2 separate regions of the Homo sapiens genome follow, and region 2 is linked to region 1. Evidence: chromatin loops called from intact Hi-C (ENCODE). Cell type or tissue: CD4-positive, alpha-beta T cell. All regions are shown on one strand. Each heading gives the region's core, and the rest is flanking DNA. Links, peaks and the distances in the headings are about the cores only. Region 1 holds the start of TMEM92 (transmembrane protein 92). Region 2 overlaps SAMD14 (sterile alpha motif domain containing 14).

The links. Hi-C counts contacts between places; a loop is a spot of excess contacts. Peaks named below come from ENCODE experiments on the same cell type or tissue, not always from the same donor. Only the 100,000 strongest peaks of a DNase experiment are listed, where the experiment ranks them.
Region 2: it touches region 1 in a loop (4-fold over the local background); 3 of 110 quality-filtered maps call a loop at or near these places.

Annotation. Positions count from the first base shown.
Region 1 is chr17:50,272,112-50,274,611 of GRCh38, forward strand. TMEM92 (transmembrane protein 92) reads left to right here and starts at 2,355. Exons shown (of 5, transcript NM_153229.3): 1 at 2,355-2,459. The coding sequence starts at 2,391. RefSeq lists silencers at 960-1,299, 2,437-2,500. In CD4-positive, alpha-beta T cell, for the core only: CTCF peaks have their summits at 1,207 (motif pointing left) and 1,407; a DNase peak (open chromatin) is centred at 1,200; H3K4me3 peaks cover 436 bases; H3K27me3 peaks cover 1,359 bases.
Region 2 is chr17:50,116,132-50,119,954 of GRCh38, forward strand. It overlaps SAMD14 (sterile alpha motif domain containing 14), which reads right to left. Exons shown (of 10, transcript NM_001257359.2): 3 at 2,030-2,196; 4 at 1,276-1,564. Among named protein-coding and RNA genes, the nearest start is that of SAMD14, 12 kb to the right of the region's middle. RefSeq lists an enhancer at 1-271 and a silencer at 1,114-1,403. In CD4-positive, alpha-beta T cell, for the core only: a CTCF peak has its summit at 1,243 (motif pointing right); a DNase peak (open chromatin) is centred at 1,280; H3K27me3 peaks cover 1,087 bases.

The sequences.
Region 1 (2,500 bases), core at 1-2,500:
TTTGTCCGGCAACCCTAGATCTGGGTCAGGTTGATGCCAGAGACCCAGAGAGCAGCTATGCCAGCCTCCTCCCCCTCCTCCTGCCCCTCTTCAGGGCACTGGTGCCCGCCTAGTTCCCTCACCCCCACTCCTGCTGACCCCCCACATCTGTCCCTTGAGTTCCCACATGCCCTTCTCAGCACCCTCATTTCACCCCGCAGGGTATCTTCCTCCTCTAAGCTCAACCATTTTCCCATTTTCCTCTCCCGTAAGGGCCACACCTCTGTAGGGCTCCCAGCCTGGGCAGGATAGCAGGGAGTGTGGGGTAGAGACCCCAGGCCTTGCTGTTGCAGTGGGGCCTGGGTGGGGACAAGAAGAACCCTGGCAGCCCAAGTTGGCAACGACTCAAGAGGTGGAGGCTCCAGCACTCTCAGGACGAGGTCCCCCTGCCAAGGTCCACCTGCAGGGGAGGAGGGGAGACGGCGGCCCCTTCCCTTCTCCAAGCTCACAGTCACTTCAAATACAGAGGGGCCAGATCCCAATACCCCTCGGATCAGGAGACTAGAAGATTATCTTCTTAAGGGGCAAAAAGGGCTAGGAGGTAATGGGAAATAGAGACAGGGAAAGGGAGAGAGAGAGCAGGGAGACAGCATAAGAAACAGACCGAGAGACTGGGGGTGCAGGACCAAACCAGGGACAAGGAGAAGGGACCAGAGAAACCGAGAAAAACAGACGCCTCCGCCGAGGCAGACAGAGGTGAACAGAGAGAGGAGAAACAGACGGGAGAACAGAGGGAAAGGCTGGGAACTCGAGAGAAACTGGGTGCGGACAGATGGGAAGAAACCGAAACAGAAAAACAGAGGCTGGGAGAAACGGGGAGAGACACAGAGGGGTTAAATATAAGACAGAGAACATGACTGGGAGAGATGAGGGAGAAGGGTGAGAGGCAGAGAGCAAGGAAAGAGAAGAAACGCCCACGACGTCGGGGGTGTTTTTCAGGGGTCAAGACAGATTGGCGACACAGCAGGAGGCGCCCAAGGACATGACGTTGAGCCTCTCAGGGTCCCCCTTGGCCGGGCCAGGGAGCAGCGCCCCACGCTCCATCACCCCCTCTCCCCCTCCCGCGGTCCTGGCTGCACTGCTCCTGCCTCGCCCTCGCCCAGCGCCCCCAGCCCACAAGCCCCGGCCGCGCCCCTCCCGGCTCCCGGGGGCACCCGCGCTGGGCGACGCTGCCACCTGCCGGCCGCTCCCGGAAGCTCCGCGCCTGGAGTGCTGGAGGCGGCGGCCGCAGGGGGCTCAGAATCAGGCCCCTCCGCACTGGGGCGGCCTCCGCGGGGTCTTTCCAGGAATCTGGATGGGCCTGCTCGCCCGCGCCCCGGCGGGCCTGGCAGAGGACCAGCCCCAGCTGCGGACCCCGGGGCAGTCTAAACCCTGGGGCCTTGAGTTCCCGTTTTGTCAATGGGAGAAAATGCACCAACACCTCCTGTAGGATTTCAAGAGGGGAGGGGACACGAAGGTACCCACGTTGTGCTCCTGGTCTTCCTTCCTCGACCTGGAAATCTCAGGGCACTCTGAAATCAGCCAGGCTGCTCTGTCCCTCCCTTTTTGGTCAAAACACAATGGGGTGATATCCCCCAACCATAACCCCTCAAAATCTACCCTAGAACCTTCGCCTTCCCCTCCCTCAACCTCTGCCCCCATTTGACTTCTCACCAGACCCAGAGGTCCAGATAAGAAGGGGCTTCCACGTCCCCTTCCCACTCCCGCCGGTCCCGGCACCCCTCCCTGGAGTCTGGGGCACTTAGGAGTGGAGGAGTTGGGAGTTAGGAAGGCCCAGCTCAGCGGTGTGGAGTTGATCCCACCTCTTTTTAAATTTAGGTTATTTATTTATTTATTTATTTATTTAGAGATGGAGTCTCACTCCGTCGCCCAGGCTGGAGTGCACTGGCACGATCTCGGCTCACTGCAACCTCTGCTTCCCGGGTTCAAGCGATTCTCCTGCCTCAGGCTCCTGAGTAGTTGGGATTACAGGCACCCGCCACCACGCCCGGCTAAATTTTGTATTTCTAGTGGAGACGGGGGGTCTCACCATGTAGGCCAAGCTGGTCTCGAACTCCTGACCTGAAGTGATCCTCCCAAAGTGCTGGTATTACAGGCGTGAGCCACCGCGCCCGGGACCGCTTTTTTAAAAATCCGTTAATCTCTTCTACCTCCCAAATCCCAAAACCCAACCCAGACCTCTGCGCCTCCCTTCCTCCCTTCCTCCTCCCAGCCCCTCCCTGCCCCGAGTCCGCCTCTCCCGGTGCAGCTCCGCCCCCATCCCGAGGCGGGGCCCCATAGGTGGAGAGAAGTGGGAGAGGTCGCAGCCCCGCCTTCTCTACACAGGAAAGCTCAGTGGCCCCCAAGCCAGGATGTCCCAAGCTTGGGTCCCCGGCCTCGCGCCCACCTTGCTGTTCAGCCTGCTGGCTGGCCCCCAAAAGGTGAGACTGGGAGGTAAGGTTGTTGAACTTTTGGGCCCTAC
Region 2 (3,823 bases), core at 1-2,500, 160 kb before region 1:
CTGCCTGCCTCCTTCGGCTGCCAGTGTGGGGTGGTAGAAATTCTCTTGACTTAGAATCAGGCATCCTGGCTCTGGTGGCCTTCACTAGCTGGGTGTCCTAGGATAAGCCACTTTACCTCTCTGGCCTTCCTCCATTTTAAATATGGGGATAATAACATCTACCTGCTTCATGGGACCTAATGGGATGCTTATGACAGCCTTTTACAAACTATAAAACGTTCCAAAAAGGTAGGAATCACTACCATTTACTCAATTTTATCCTGGCCAACTTTTTTTTTTTTTTTTTTTTTTGAGACAGAGTTTTGCTCTTGTTGCCCAGGCTGGAGTGCAATGGCGTGATCTTGGCTCACTGCAACTTCCACCTCCCGGGTTCAAGCAATTCTCCTGCCTCAGCCTCCTGAGTAGCTGGGATTACAGGCGCCCGCCACCACACCCGGCTAATTTTTTGTGTTTTTAGTTCAGACAGGGTTTCATCATGTTGTCCAGGCTGGTCTCGAACTCCTGACCTCAGGTGATCCACCCGCCTCGGCCTCCCAAAGTGCTGGGATTACAAGCGTGAGCCACTGCACTCGGCCTATCCTGGCCAACATCTAACCAACCTTCCAAACTTGGCTCAAATGTCATTTCCAGGATGTTCCTAGCCAGGCCAAGCATCCTGGTGTATGCTCTCCCGCCATGCTGCCGCACACATTTCCCAAATAGCACTTGTTATAGTTTATAACTAGACATTTAGTTAAGGGATGATTTGATTGGGTTTTTGTTTTGTTTTGTTTTTGAGGCAAGGAGTGATCATAGCTCACTGCAGCTCAAAACTCCCGGGTTCAAGCTATCCTCCCGCCTCAGCCTTCCAAGTAGCTGGTTCTACAGGTGCATACCACGCGGGGCTAATTTTTTAATTTTTTCTGGAGACGGTCTCGCTATGTTGCCCAGGCTGGTCTCGAACTCCTGGGCTCAAGCGATCCTCCATCTCGGCCTCCCAAGGTGTTGGGATTACAGGCGTGAGCCGCCAGCCAGGCCTGATTTGATTGTTTCTCCACTAAACCACTATGATGATAAAGACTGCATGTGTTTGCTCACCTGGGTGTCCCAGAGCCCACAGGATCTGGCACTTAGTAGGCGCTCGGTAAAGAATGAGTGAGCGGCGGCGTTTACTCTTCACCTCCCCCAGCCACCCTGCTCAGCTGCCCCTTCCGCGGCTGCGGTGCGCGCCGGGACCGGGAGGGCTGCTGCGCCCGGGAGCGACCAGCAGGAGGTGCGGCGCTGGCCGCCTCTCACCTTCGCTGTGCGGCTCTGCGCGCGGGTGGCGGCGCACGAAGCTGGGGGAGCTGTCGGAGGAGGGCGCGGAGCGCGGCGGAGAGCAGGAGGCGGCGGCCAGGCCCTCGTGCGACGCAGCGTTGTGCAGGGGCCGGTAGCGTGTGAGCGGCGAGGGCGGCGGCTCGTCCTCGTCCAGGCTGCGCCGCAACCCCGGAGGATCCAGGCAGAAAGAGCCCCCGGCCGGGGACCCCGGGCCTGAGTGCAAAGGCGAGCGCAGCCGGTGCAGGGGGCTCCCGCAGCCATCGGTCACCTGGACGAGGGGGCAGCCGCTCACCGAGAACCCTCCTCCTCCCTTCCCGGAGGAGCTGGGAGACTTTCACCCTGTAAACTGCGGGCCCTGAGGGTCCTTCCGGGGCCTAGAGGGAGGGTTTCCTCATGCCTTAGGCAGCGGGGTGGCTGGAGAGTGAGAGGTGGGAAACAGGAACTTTGAGTCACACAGGCTGGGGCTGAATTCCCCCTCCTTCACTTACTGTGACTTTGCTCCTGGACCTCTCAGGGCCTCAGTTTCCTCAGCTGTAAAATGGGGCTAATAATATCTTCTTTACACAGGATTAAATGAGCCAGAAGTGAACTGCAGCTAACACTTGGCAGCATTACTAGGTCAGGAGTCTGGGGATGTGGTTTCCCTGGAAGAGCACTCTGGAGAGATTATCCAGGGGTGGGAGGAGAGGGAGGGGTGGGAGGGTGTATATGTGTTTTCCTAACTTGCCCCAACCTTGCCTCCGGGCCCATCCGAGCCTTCACCATCCTCCGCGGAGCTGGCACTGTCCCGAAGCCTGGAGCGGGATGGCCGGTGTCTCCGGCCCTTGGCCAACAGTTGGGCCCGGGCCTTGTGTAAACTGCTGTCCAGTCTGGCCGTCTCTGGCACAGCCAAGTCCAGGTCTGCGAACCGGGGGAGGGGAGCAGAGACCAGACACATGAGAGGTGACGGCAAGCCCAGAGGCCCACCTCAGGGGCCACCTGCACCCACACCCCAGGCATTCAACCCGTGTTCTTGAGTGCTGGGAGCACAGACAGATGAAAAACAGGGTGTCTCCCCGTCTCAGGTGGGAGTGGGCGGGTGTGCAGGGGAAGCAGAAATGCCGGCGCTAAAATACAGCGCCGTGTGATGAACCCTCCTGTAGACACGGAGGAACGGCAGCCCTGTTTGGATGCATCAGAGGAGGAAACACCAAAGCTGGGTTTTAACGTCTGGGTAGGAGTCTGTAAGAGATGAGGTGGGCAAAACAGGTATATGCAATGCTAGGAAGTAGGGAAACAAGGGTGGTACCTCCAGGGACAGTTGGAGGGTAGCTTTGTGGAGAGAAGGGTTGAGGGATGAGGCTGGAGAGATGATGGAAATAATGGCCACCATTTAAGAAACACTTACTACACACCAGACAGTGTACATACATCATCTCTCACTCAAAACAACCCGGTGGGGTTAGGACAGTTACTATGCATACTTTACAGCTGAGCAAACTAAAACTCAGAGAGGTTAAGTCACTTGACTAAAGCCACCAGCTAGCAATGGTCCAGGATTTGAGCCTGGCTAGGCTGGCTCTAGAGACTGGCCCTACTGGGGACACTGGCTTGCTGTGCCACGCGCAGGGTCTCACTCAGAGATAGCACTGCTGAGCATCTAGAGGGCTTGCAGTTGGAGTGGAGCAAAGGGACACCCCCAGAATCCACTGGCAGTGGCAGGAAGGAAAGCCCCATAGTCCCCGAAACCTCTCTTCTGTCCTGGGTCTGTGGCCCTGTGCTAGATCTTGCATGAGGACATGGAGGAAGAGTGGGCAGACCCAGTGGGTCCAGCGTTAAAGTCCTTATTGCTCATAGCTCCACTTGTCACGTGCTGCACCTCGGAATGAAGCCCTCATGCTGTACCAGTGCTGAGCTTGGCACTGGGGTCTCCAAACAGAAAGAGTCTTCCCAGGCTTCAAGATGGGTCAAGACTTTTCCTCCCCACTCCACCCAGCATGATCTCAGGGGCCCTATTCTGTCACTCATGCCCACCCTGCCTTGTCTGCTCCTGTTTCGTTCTGTAGACAACCCCTAAGCCACCCCAGTTGCTCTCCTGGCTTAACTACCACCTATTTCTATTTCCAGCCTTGACACCCTCCCCTGAATTCTGAGTGTGGGCACTCAGGCACCTGCCAAGGAAGTTACCACGTCAAAGACCCCAAGGTGTCTCAAGCTCAACTCATCAAAATGAACCGATCATGTAACCTCAAACCAGCTTCTACTCTCTTCCTTGACTCAGTGAAAAGCCCCCTTGTCCACCCAAGTCGCCCGAGTCAGACAGCCCTAAGCTACCCTTCTTCTCTCTCAGCCCCAGACCCAGTTGGTAATTCATGTCCAACTGTCTAGTTGACACCTCCACTTTGATGTCCACCAGGGGTCTTCAGCCTACAGGTGCTGCAATCTCCTGATCTCTCCCACCCCAGAGCTGCTCCTCCCAGTCTTGGTGAACAGTAGCTCCATTCTTCTAGTTGCTCAGCTGAACCCCTGGAGTCATTCTTCACTGCTT